2 separate regions of the Homo sapiens genome follow, and region 2 is linked to region 1. Evidence: chromatin contacts called from ENCODE Hi-C data. All regions are on one chromosome and are shown on one strand. The core of a region is the stretch at or near the end of the contact, and the rest is flanking DNA. Distances in the headings are between cores, read along the strand shown.

Region 1 (6,097 bases), core at 2,176-4,675:
GAGAACTCACTCACTATCACGAGAACAGCATGGGGGAAACCCGGCCCCATGATGCAATCACCTCCCACCAGATATCTTCCTCAACATGTGGGCATTACAATTCAAGATGAGATTTGGTTGGGGACATAGAGCCAAACCAAATTAAGGTTTTTTGCTGATATAGGCTAAATCCATTTTGCTGATATCTGAGTATTACCAAAATTTGGGGGTGAAGAGAAAATTTAGACTGAGTTTTTTAAAAAGTCATTTTTTTGGTGTGTCCCTTAAAATTAGTATTTAATTTGTGCTGGTTTTTTGAAACAGGTCTAATATTTTCTGCAACCCAACACATACTGCCTGAGTAATACACTAATGAAAAATTGCAATATTGCAGTATGGAAGTGACTTGAACTCAGTTTTCACATATTTGTTTCTGGACTACTAATGACTTTCTGAAACCAAACCAAAACAAAAACACTCTATTTTTAAACTTCCAATGAAAGAAAGAATGGTTAAGAAAGTTTGGGGATCAATTTTCTTCTCCTAGAGAGGCAATTTTGAGACCACAGTTTTCATTTACAACTTTCAGAGACATTTTACCACCACAAATGTGTTTCATGCATAATAGAACCACATGGAAGTCACTGGAGTTGTGGTTGTCCCTTTGCTGGTAACTGCCAAATCTGGTCATCAAAGAGTTGCATGTTCTAGGACTGGCCTTAGGCAAAATTACCAAGTAGGTATGTAGTTTGTCTTTGACACCTCTCACTTCCTATTTTCAGGCGTCCTTCTACTCTTTCTGTAGTTGCCCTTCTCTCTTCTTTAAAAAAATCAGTTCCTCATGCTCAATTCTCAGCCTCACTCCCACTATATTTTATGATCCTATAATGCAGGGGTCCCCAACTCCTGGGCCATGGACTGGTATTGGTCCACGGCCTTTTAGGAACTGGGCCACACAGTAGGAGGCAAGTGGTGGGCAAGCAAGCAAGGCTTTGTTTCTATTTACAGCCTCTCCCCATCACTTGCATTACTGCCTGAGCTCTGCCTCCTGTCACATCAGCAGTGGCATTAGATTCTCATAGGAGTGCAAAGCCTATTGTGAACTGCACATGTGAGGGATCTGGGTTGCATACTCCTTATGAGAATTCAATGCCTGATGATCTGTCACTGTCTCTCATAACCCCCAGATGAGACCATCTAGTTGCAGGAAAACAAGCTCAGGGCTCCCACTGATTCTACATTATGGTGAGTTGTATAATTATGTCATTATATATATATTACAATGTAATAATAATAGAAATAAAGTGCACAATAAATGTAATGTACTTGAATCATCTTGAAACCATCTCCCTCCCCACAGTCTGTGGATAAATTATCTTCCATGAAACTGGTCCCTGATGCCAAAAAGGTTGGGGACCACTGCTGTGATGGTTAGTGTATGTATCAGCTTGACTGGGCTAAGGGATGTCCAAATAGCTGGTAAAATTATTTCTTGGTGTGCCTGTGAGGGTGTTTTTGGAAAAGATTAGCATTTGAATCAGTAGACTGAGTAAAGAAAATGCCCTCACCAATGTGAGTGGGCATCATCCAATCTATCAAGGGCCCAAAGAGAACAAAAAAACAGAGGAAGGGTAAATTACTTCTCTCTTCTTGAGCTGAGACATCCATCTTCTCCTACCCACAGATGTTAGAGGTTCTAGGGTTTTCAGACTCCAGGACTTACATTAGCACCCCACGCCCCAATCCCAGCCCAGGTTCTTAGGGCTTAGACTTGGACTGAATTACATCACCAGCATTCCTACTTCTCTAGCTTTCAGATGGATCATATGACACATCTTGGCCTCAATAATCATGTAAGTCAATTCCCATAATAAATTATCTATCTATCTATCTATCTATCTATCTATCTATCTATCTATCTACCTACCTATCCATCCATGTGTGTGTGTATCCTATTGGCTCTGTTTCTCTAATGAATCTGTAATATAGACCTCATAAATTGACAATCATTGCCACTTGTTACTATCAAAATCTAGCTTTTTATGTCACATTCCCTTAGAGCCTTTTTTCCTCCAAAACATTCCTGGAGCTAATCTGCTTAAGTAGATTGAGTTAATGTATTTTGACTGTTAAATGTTTTAATGAATTACACTGGTGGCTTCACTGTGTATTATTTTGAGGTTATAACTTCAGGTTTCTCAAAAGTTAATATAATAACTGGCCATGTGAAGAATAATTTTCATCTTTTCCTGACTGTTGAACAAAAGTGCATTCTTTTGTTGCCTACATATAATAATCTCTTTTAAGAATTTAGTACCGGAAAAATCTCTCTTTCCTAGGACTGGCCTTAGGCAAAATTACCAAGTAGGTATAGTAGGTATAGACAAACTGATGTCTTTTCTTTTAATAGGTGATAATTGTATAATAAATTCTAATAATAATTTTATTTGGCCAGCTTCAGGAAACTTAGAGCTCAATTAATGTTTAAGCATAGTAATAATATTAGTCTGTGTTCAGGGCATGTTTAACTCTTTCTGTGGTATCTATAATAATGGTCTAAGGGTAAAGATCTTTTTAAATATGGGCTACCTCATGTTTTCTTAGAAGCAAACAAAAATAAATATAGATTTGATTCTAAAATATTACTCCTTGCAGAAGCATATTCACAATTTTCTAGAATCATATGGAAGCAAATTATCCCAGAACAGTGGTTACAATGATAACTGAGACATGAAAAGGCCTTGGGGGGATTATTTTCATAGTCTGTTGGTGTCCGCCAAATTACACTCTTAGGGAGTTGCTTTAATAGGCCCACCTTTAGGCCTGGCCCAGGAAGACAATCCCTGTGTTGCTTGTGCTAGGGAGAGGGAGTTTGGTGAGCTCCTCCTGGTAGCTGGCATAGCAGCTTGAAAGAACTATTCAAGAGAAGATGAGAAGCATGTCAATTTGTAATCTGCTCTAGCCTAGAAGGTTATGCAGAAAGACCCCATGAAGGGAGGGGGTGAGAAGGAACTTATCAACAAACTCTTCTGATATAAATATTCAAACCTAGTTTTCATTGGTCTAAATGCTATTTTTGTTTCTGAAATGATGTCCTGTGGAAAAAAATCAGGGCAACTAGAGCATGCCTGTGCACACCTGGGATTTTATAAGAGTTCGAGTTCTAAGTAAAAGTTCCAGTTCTTTTATTCAACCACCTACCCCCCAACCTAATTCCCATCTAGTTCCCTCTTAACTTAGAAGAACACCTTCATTTAAAGAGAACCTTCGCTGTGGATCTCCTTCACATGATGTAAAATGGCCTCTTTTAGAATTTAATTCTGCACAGCTGGACAAGCAAGGGGGGCGATGCAGGTTGCCACAGAAACTGCTGTTGGTGCTGGGATTCTTTATACTTTGTTCCTAAAAATAAGATGTGAAATGTACCGAGGGTGTGATTAGTGCAGCACAGAAGGGAATTTCTAAAAGGAGAGCCAAACCTCCCGCCCCCATAGGAACGGGGGTGTTCTTCATAGCTGGAGGACAGGACATAAATCCGGGAGCAGATGCTCAACACGGTTCCTCCCTCAAAGGTGCAGGGAAAGACAAGTGGGAAAAGTGGCTTTTAAAGAGGAAAACCATCTTCCATCAAGCAAAATTCATATAAATTCCAAGGTTGAGATGTCCTGAAATTACCCAGGAAGTAAATAGAACTGTTCTCCCCAGCCTACAAAAAAGCCACAGAAATTTGGCAAGGACACTACATCAGATTATTGTAGTCCAATATCCAGCCCAGCACAGGATCCTGTCACATTCCACTTTGGCCAGATGGCTCCCTGGTCAGCCTGGACATATTCAGTGGCCTTCATTTTTTGGGGGAACATGTGACAACTAGAATGTCTCTCTAAATATTGTTGGAGTCTGCCTTTCTGTAACTTCCACTTATTTGCCCTTGTTTACCTTCTGGGGCAACAAAGAAAAGTCAGTTGTTATATTATTTGGCTGGAATGCAGTGATCTCGGTTCACTGCAGCCTCTGCCTCCCAGGTTCCAGCAATTCTCCTGCCTCAGCCTCCCAAGTAGCTGGGATTACCAGCATGGGCCACCATGCCCAGCTAATTTTTGTATTTTTAGTAGAGACAGGGTTTCACCATGCTGGCCAGGCTGGTCTCGAACTCCTGACCTAAGGTGATCTGCCTGCCTTGGCCTCCCAAAGCACTGAGATTACAGGCGTGAGCCACCACACCTGGCCTGTTTTTTTTCTTTATACTTCTTCAAGGTAGATGTCACTTTTTTTTTTTTTTTACTTAATATGATAATTCTTTACTTAATACCAAAATGGAGCAATTGGCCTAGGGTATCCACTTGCAGTTCGGGGAGCCTGATCAAGCAGACAAGTCAGTTTCATAGATCTTTGGCTTCAGTGCAAAAGCAAACACCATTAAAGCTTTATCTTTTCATGGTTACACACAGAAAATTCTTACGTGTTTCCCAAGCAAGGCCACGTGTGTGATTCAACATCTACTATGTGCCAGGCACTGTACTAAATGCATACATTATTTTATTTGATCTGGTTACATGAGGTTACCTTTGACATCCCCAGAATTTTATAGAGGAAGTTCAATTCAGTCTGAATGGCAGCATCCTCATGGGTGTGTCCACCAAGTAGAGTGGCAAGGGCGTAGACTTGCTAAATCAGTGATCTTGGATAAGTTATATAATCTCTTTGAACTTCAGGTTTCTCATTTCTAAAAACTGGTATAATAAACTCTCATGAGTTATTAGAAGTAAAGAAAATTATATGCTGAAAATGTCAAATGTATAGTGGGTGCTCAATAAACCCTAGTTCTCTTCTTCCCTTCCCTTGTAATCCTATAGGTCTCCCACTATTGTTGTATAGCAGAGCTGTCAATCAAATGTCACCTCAGAGCCATATGCAAGCAAGCCTGGAAAAACTACCTGTACAAGTATTAAGAGTCAATCTGAGCAAATAAACCATTAAATGAATAAACCCCTTTGTAAGCAGAATATAGTGAAGTGATATGGGCTGCTAACATGAAAGAACTTACTTCCCCCAAGGAAGTGATACCTAGATCTCATTAACAATTAAAATGAAAGAAAAAAATAGATATATACATACCATCAAGGAAAAGGTTGAGACAGACTTGTGTTAAGTCCGGAATTCCCTGCTGTGACTACCACCTCCCACCCCTCTATCCTTCCCAGTCTTCACTGCCCCTCACCTCTTCTTTACATCCCTGGAGGACATAAAGCCCTTTAGTTCTTTTGCCCTCATTCCTCCCTGCCCAGATGGACCTCATAGATAGTCTTTCAGTGAGACTCAGACCCCTTTTCTCATGGTCATCTCCCTCCCTAATCCCCAACTCCGGATAGACAATACCACCACCACCCACCTCCCTATTCTGCTGATAGTTCACCTCAGTGTTGGTAAGATGATAAAGGAAGCCTGGGAAGGAAAGGATACCTCTTGACCTTCAAGAAGGCTGAATAAATATAAGTTTTCAGGGATAAGATTGGTTAAGGCCTCATTATTCTTATATAATTGTGAAACTTGTATAAAATAATATATATGTATACATAGCAAATAAACTTGGGGTATCTATGTAGCACCAACTTACGTGGGTCACCAGGTTGTGCAATGAGGTGTTGCATGAGTGTGCTTGATTGGGGGGACCTCAGTCACTTGCTGGTGCCTAGTTGCATAGGAGGAGGTGGGAAAGAGTCCTGGCTTCTGTCATGGGAAAGCCAGGACTCACAAAATAGGTAATTCTTCACATAGGAAGGGCATTCCAAGGTGTAAGGCAGCCAAAAATATATTAATCATCTACCCCATAGCACCTTGAATAAAGTGTCTTTTTCCTCCTAACATTTCTAAATCCATTCCTCTTGACCAAGAAGTGGAGTGCCTGAATACTGTAGCTACTAAGAAATTTTTAGAGTTCAAACAACCCTCAGAACTTTCCAATTCTAGAACAGTTTTTACGCAGTGATTTAGTAGGACACAGGCAAAGGTAACCTAGCCCATTTAGCTGCTATAAGAAGTAATTAGCAACTTCAATTATGCCAGAGTCCTTAAATGGACTTCAGGCTCTTCCATGTCTGCCTCGCCTCACTTTTTT
Region 2 (6,097 bases), core at 991-3,490, 1.1 Mb after region 1:
TACCTTACCACAGGTGAGACACCCTCAGGGCACTATTCACCCAGACCCCATTACCCCTCCATTCTAGACCACCTTCCAGGTACCTGAGATCATGAAATTTCCTGCTCAAATGTTGGTCCCATAACTCGCTTCCAGGGCTTGATCAGGCATCTTCCCTAGGTCCATCCAATCAAGGGTCATTTGCATGTTTGAGATGCATATTCCCAGGACCAAGGTGGCTTTGGGGAGAGAGCTTGGTTATCAACAACTATAGTGTCCACATATTGAACTATACTGTCCACATATTGAACTATACTCTCCACATATTTCTGTGCAAGACTCCTTGTGGTGCAAGACTGAGTCAGGGGTTAGGAAGACAAGGGGGCAGGGGCCTGGGGGAGGATCTTCAACTGCACTCTTGCTCTCGTATTCACAAAAACCAGGGGCCGGCCTGCCACCAGGTACCCATCCAAAGAAAAGCTAGAGACAAATATATAGGAAAGGTTAAATAGTAGGTTTTTGTTGTGAGGGGCCTTATGAAAATTAAAAAGGTATAAAAATATTCGGAAAATAAGCACTGTGCAAATTCAGTGAATCTAAAATCCCTTATTTAATAGTAAAACTGCAGTGCAGAATTATGCTATAAATCATAGTGTTTTCCTATTAAGAAATACTTCTGATTTAAGTTTGATGTTTCCCCATTGCTTGGGGTGAGATGGGGGAATGTTGGAGTAGGGGAATAGTCAGAGATGGATGGCAAAGATTGGTAATAAGTTGTTACTGACCTGCAGAGTTTACAGCTTGAAAGAAAAACTGTAGGAGTTAAGATCCTCTTTCCTAGGAATCCATGCCATGAGAAGTTTAGGGATTGAAGTAGTGCCTGCTGACATGTGAAAACCGGCCTGTAAACTTTGCAAGCGATCCAGTAAATTATGCTTGTTCTAGTGGGAACCACCCCCCCCAACTCCGCATTCCAATCCCCAGGCCAGAATCATCAAAGTTGGCAAAAAATATTCATGGAGAGTAAGCAGGCTGTAGCAAGATAGGCTCTTCAGCAGGCAATCTTTGCTTCCTCCCACGTTATGACTGTCTTTCTTGCCAGTTCCCTAGGCAGATCAGACCCTTCACTTCCCAGTTGGCCTCCCTTCCCCAAGTGAATGTGACTTCTTACAGAACACAATTACCTATGTTGTCTGCCAAACTGGATTTTGTTTTGTTTTGTTTTGTGTTAAATATCAGCCCATTTTCACGACTCTGCAATTATGACAATATGTGGTAGGAAACCATTACTGTCAGCTCCAGTCTGAAACTGGCCACTTACCAATACACTTTGCCAGGAACAAGTCTTTCTGGATGGATACTACGTGGTTAACAACATGTAAAGATAAACGGCTAAACAAAATATCAACATTTTCTTACAAGGCTCAGCTTAAGGACAGAACAGTGATGTGCAATGGTTTTCATGTTGTATCCACAAACACAATTCTGTATAAGACACACTCCTCTTTTTTTAATGGTTGCTTAAACAAGTGGTTATCCGTTATGCTGTTGACATAGGAAACGGTGAAATGCTAGTAACCGAATCAAAGCGGCAGTGCAACAGGCCGCTCGGTGGTGCGCATTGTGTGGTTTGGTTCCTTGGATGGACACACTTGCTTTACGCTTCATCCCAATTTTTGTCCCAACCTCTTAGTGTATCTTCCTGGGAATAGTAAAAACAAAGCAAAACATTCTGGTCTTACTTCAAGCTGCCTTTGCACTGTTATTCCCTTGTTCCGCTCATTTCACGGGATTGGGTTCTCCTAACTTCATTGTTTGGTGAGTTGCTTTGCTTTGCTCGTTGCCCCGATCTTCTGTGTATTCTGCGCAGACCCCGCAAGTGCTCCTGCACTCCCTCCCAGCCCTCTGCTGGGGCTTAACGCTTCCCAGCCGAGGTCAGACTGCCGTGCGCTTCGAGTACCGGACCCCGAGGAAGCGAGAAACGCCGCTCCCGCCGGTCGCGGGCAGCTTCAGTACACCGGCAACACGCGCGCCTCTGCCCAGTGCCGCGCCCAGCGGGTGCTCAGACTCCTTCTCTCCCTCCCCGCCGGCGCGCCCCAGGGACTCGGAACGCCCCCGCGAGTGTGACGCGTCCTGCCTCCCCTGCAGCTCGCGGACACTCGCACTTGCAAGGCCTGGCCAGCACTCTTGGGCCCGCCCCCCGACAGTGCGGGGGCGGAGACGACGGCTCCCCTAGGCTCTGGCTCCCGGCCTTGGCCGGCGCGGGTAGGCGCGGGAGCCTCGAGCGCCGCTCGGATGCAGCAGCCGAGCCGCCACTCGGCGCGCGGCGGGAGACCCAGGGCAAGCCGCCGTCGGCGCGCTGGGTGCGGGAAGGGGGCTCTGGATTTCGGTCCCTCCCCTTTTTCCTCTGAGTCTCGGAACGCTCCGGCTCTCAGACCCTCTTCCTCCCAGGTAAAGGCCGGGAGAGGAGGGCGCATCTCTTTTCCAGGCACCCCACCATGGGCAATGCCTCCAATGACTCCCAGTCTGAGGACTGCGAGACGCGACAGTGGCTTCCCCCAGGCGAAAGCCCAGCCATCAGCTCCGTCATGTTCTCGGCCGGGGTGCTGGGGAACCTCATAGCACTGGCGCTGCTGGCGCGCCGCTGGCGGGGGGACGTGGGGTGCAGCGCCGGCCGCAGGAGCTCCCTCTCCTTGTTCCACGTGCTGGTGACCGAGCTGGTGTTCACCGACCTGCTCGGGACCTGCCTCATCAGCCCAGTGGTACTGGCTTCGTACGCGCGGAACCAGACCCTGGTGGCACTGGCGCCCGAGAGCCGCGCGTGCACCTACTTCGCTTTCGCCATGACCTTCTTCAGCCTGGCCACGATGCTCATGCTCTTCGCCATGGCCCTGGAGCGCTACCTCTCGATCGGGCACCCCTACTTCTACCAGCGCCGCGTCTCGCGCTCCGGGGGCCTGGCCGTGCTGCCTGTCATCTATGCAGTCTCCCTGCTCTTCTGCTCGCTGCCGCTGCTGGACTATGGGCAGTACGTCCAGTACTGCCCCGGGACCTGGTGCTTCATCCGGCACGGGCGGACCGCTTACCTGCAGCTGTACGCCACCCTGCTGCTGCTTCTCATTGTCTCGGTGCTCGCCTGCAACTTCAGTGTCATTCTCAACCTCATCCGCATGCACCGCCGAAGCCGGAGAAGCCGCTGCGGACCTTCCCTGGGCAGTGGCCGGGGCGGCCCCGGGGCCCGCAGGAGAGGGGAAAGGGTGTCCATGGCGGAGGAGACGGACCACCTCATTCTCCTGGCTATCATGACCATCACCTTCGCCGTCTGCTCCTTGCCTTTCACGGTAAGTCACTCCCTACGTTTCCACAGCCCGGCTCTGCTCAGCCTTCTCATGCTCTCCCCTGACGCCTCCACCCTTTCCACCGCCCTACAAACTTTTTGCAACTTGTAAAAATATGTCCTAATTTGTAAAGATCTGTAGCCTTCCCCACTAGTTTCCCCTCCTCTTTAGCCCACTTCCTTATCCTGGCTTATGGGCGTTGCTAGGCTAGAGTTTCTTATACAATAATACAGACCGTCCGAAAGGGAGTCCTGGGCCTCAGCTAAGCTAGCCAATCTCCTCATCCTAGCCCTGGGCAGTGTCCCTTTCTCGCTGTTGCCTATCTTGGCTTAGTAATTGAGAAAGAGGCAGCCCCTTCCACCTTAGGATGGCTGTCACTGTTCCAGCCTGACGACCTGGAGCTGCAGTTTGCTGCCCTGTACCTCTCATCCACTGGTGCTGGTTCTCCATGCTTGCCTTCTGTTCCTGCCAGGGCAAAATGTAGTACCCAACCCATAGCATTCCAGCTGCCATTGAAAATGGTCCCAGATGAGAAGGGTCCCTGAAGCAGAAGTTTAGAGCATTTGTTATTTGTCCTAAAAGTCCAACAAACATCTAGTTTATAGGTTTCCCAATTTATATATTTGAATGTAACTCTTTGTGGCCATGAAAGTTTATAAAACCATAATGATAACTAGAGGAAATACTTGGAGGAACATCTTGCTAAGCATTTGTAATATCTTGCAAAACACGCTCTTAATGTCACTGTCAGAAATACACACAGGTGTCCTTCAGCTTACAGTTATGCACTTGATGAGCACAAAGCCACAGGCAGGAATGGCTGGTCCCTCTCAGGAAGGGAAGAGTGGGGCTACCTGGGGAACTGAAGGACAAGAGACCAAGTCCTGGCATCGTGCTGCCTTGATTTGGGGCAACTTTAGCAGTTATTTGATGCTAACTAACTGCTAAATGATATGAGGCTGTGAGTTCAAGTCTCCTCAAGTGTAACGTTTTAGCTGAGCCTGGAATATGTCCGAGAATGTGCTGGCCTCTTACGGGGGCTAGGAATTGGGAGTTGTGGCAACTCCACTTCCTAATCTTCAGAAGAGCAAGACTGATGCTGCAGCATCAAAGCAGTTAATAGTGACTTCCACCTGCCACAATCTTGGAGAAAAGAGATGGGCAGTGCCTACTATTAACAGGTCTGACCTGTAAAAGCTGGAGGAGAAGTAACTTTATCCTATCTCCTGCCTCCATTACTGCTTCTTACATCTTCATGTGCTCATCCTCAGGGATGGGAAGGGACACAGGGTCCCAAAGGTCTGAATATGATTCTCTCCTCCCCAGCCCAGTTAACTCCCTTAGCTACGTTCTCTTCTCCCTGGTCCCCACTGTCCTCACCCTTCTACCCCATCCTCTGTCAGGGCAGAAACTGTTCTGAATTGGTTACACTTTGAGGGAATGAGATAGAATATTCAAAGACGCCCTCTTATAAAATGAAGTCGGACTGTGGGAGGCTGCATCTCCCATACCACTCTGAGCAGGGGAGTTTATGCAACAGAAACGCTGTGATGTAGAAACCCACATGGCTTATATGCTTTTGATTTATTTTACTGGTAGGAGCTTTTGATTATGTTAGGAGCTAAATCAGCTTTTGAAGGTCAGCACTAGGATGCAGAACATATATCTATGAAAGAAAGCATTTCAAGTTCCACCAAACAGCTTTGCATTCAGCTTGGGGATCAGAAACTATTCCTGAAAGACTGTCTTAGGGTGTTGGGAATTAAGATAATCAGTTCTTAGGGTTTTATCTGTCATTTGTGAGTATATTTATAAAAATATCCCCCACTATCAGCTACTTAAATAGCCTGGGAATGGGTTTGGGGTGATAACACACTTGTGAAACGATTTTTAGTCTCTTTCCTACACGAGCAAGAGGAAAAAGTTCTCCTCTTTGATCATGACTGACCCATTGCATAAACTGTATTTTTTTTAAATAAAGGTAGTGGTTTCCAACAGGTTGCCCTGTTTTCATGTAAATTGGCCTTTTACCATGAGAATTCCATCGTTGCCTTATGTTTTTGTAAATTCAAATATATGTGTGTGGATATAGATATAGATATTGTTTTCCCTCCCTCAGTTAATATTAGGCCAAGGGCTGCTCCAGAGTTGCCAGATAGAAGGGGCTTAGCCACAGAAATCTGGCTAAAAGGTGTTGAGGGAGTAGGAGCTTTGCTTTGAAGCTGTGTTTTTATTTCAATTTCCTGTTTATGGCTTAGGGGGAGCCAGATGGAGACTATGAAGGGGCTTTAGCTCCCCCAAACCACCTCTAAGCATTGACACTATCAGCAAACTGCTTTTGCTTCTGGCAAAGATTCCCAAAGAGCCGGAGAAAATCCTAGTGTGAACATAATCAGAAAGCCAGCCTCCCTGACTTCCATTGTTGGAGCTACCATGACACCATATTCAGATGAACTATACACAAAATGGAAATTGGAAGCATTGTCACCTCTTAGTAAGAAAATTTATATTGACCACTGATGGATTTTATTTTGTCAATAGATTATTGGGAATAATTGCTAGTATCTTTCACTTACATAGCACTTTAAGCTTTATGAAATGCTGTACTATCTTGATTTAAGTTATTTCTTGAAGGGCTTATCTGAAAATTCAAGCTCATGGCTACTGTTTGGTTCATACATTCTGCTGTTCAGAATCCTTGGCATGTGCCTCCAGGGGAGGTTGCTTTTTCCTCCAAGTCCTTTTATTCTACTTGGCCCACACTAAAATTGTGGTCAGAA

The links. A loop is a pair of places that touch in the nucleus more often than their neighbours do. Pooled maps may share reads with other maps.
Region 2: a map with no recorded cell type shows a loop between it and region 1 (2.1-fold over the local background). The contact joins the promoter of PTGER2 here to the enhancer-like site in region 1. A Hi-C loop is called at or near these places in 2 of 37 single-sample maps with no recorded cell type and 2 of 50 pooled maps.

Annotation. Positions count from the first base shown.
Region 1 is chr14:51,185,291-51,191,387 of GRCh38, forward strand. No RefSeq gene overlaps it. Among named protein-coding and RNA genes, the nearest start is that of TMX1, 52 kb to the right of the region's middle. Within about 2 kb of position 3,426, at least 3 of the 41 ENCODE cell types and tissues checked have a DNase peak (open chromatin) inside an H3K27ac peak, as active enhancers do.
Region 2 is chr14:52,312,072-52,318,168 of GRCh38, forward strand. PTGER2 (prostaglandin E receptor 2) reads left to right here and starts at 2,241. Exons shown (of 2, transcript NM_000956.4): 1 at 2,241-3,320. The coding sequence starts at 2,478. RefSeq lists enhancers at 1,471-2,031, 2,032-2,591, 2,826-2,975, 2,996-3,135 and a silencer at 2,196-2,305.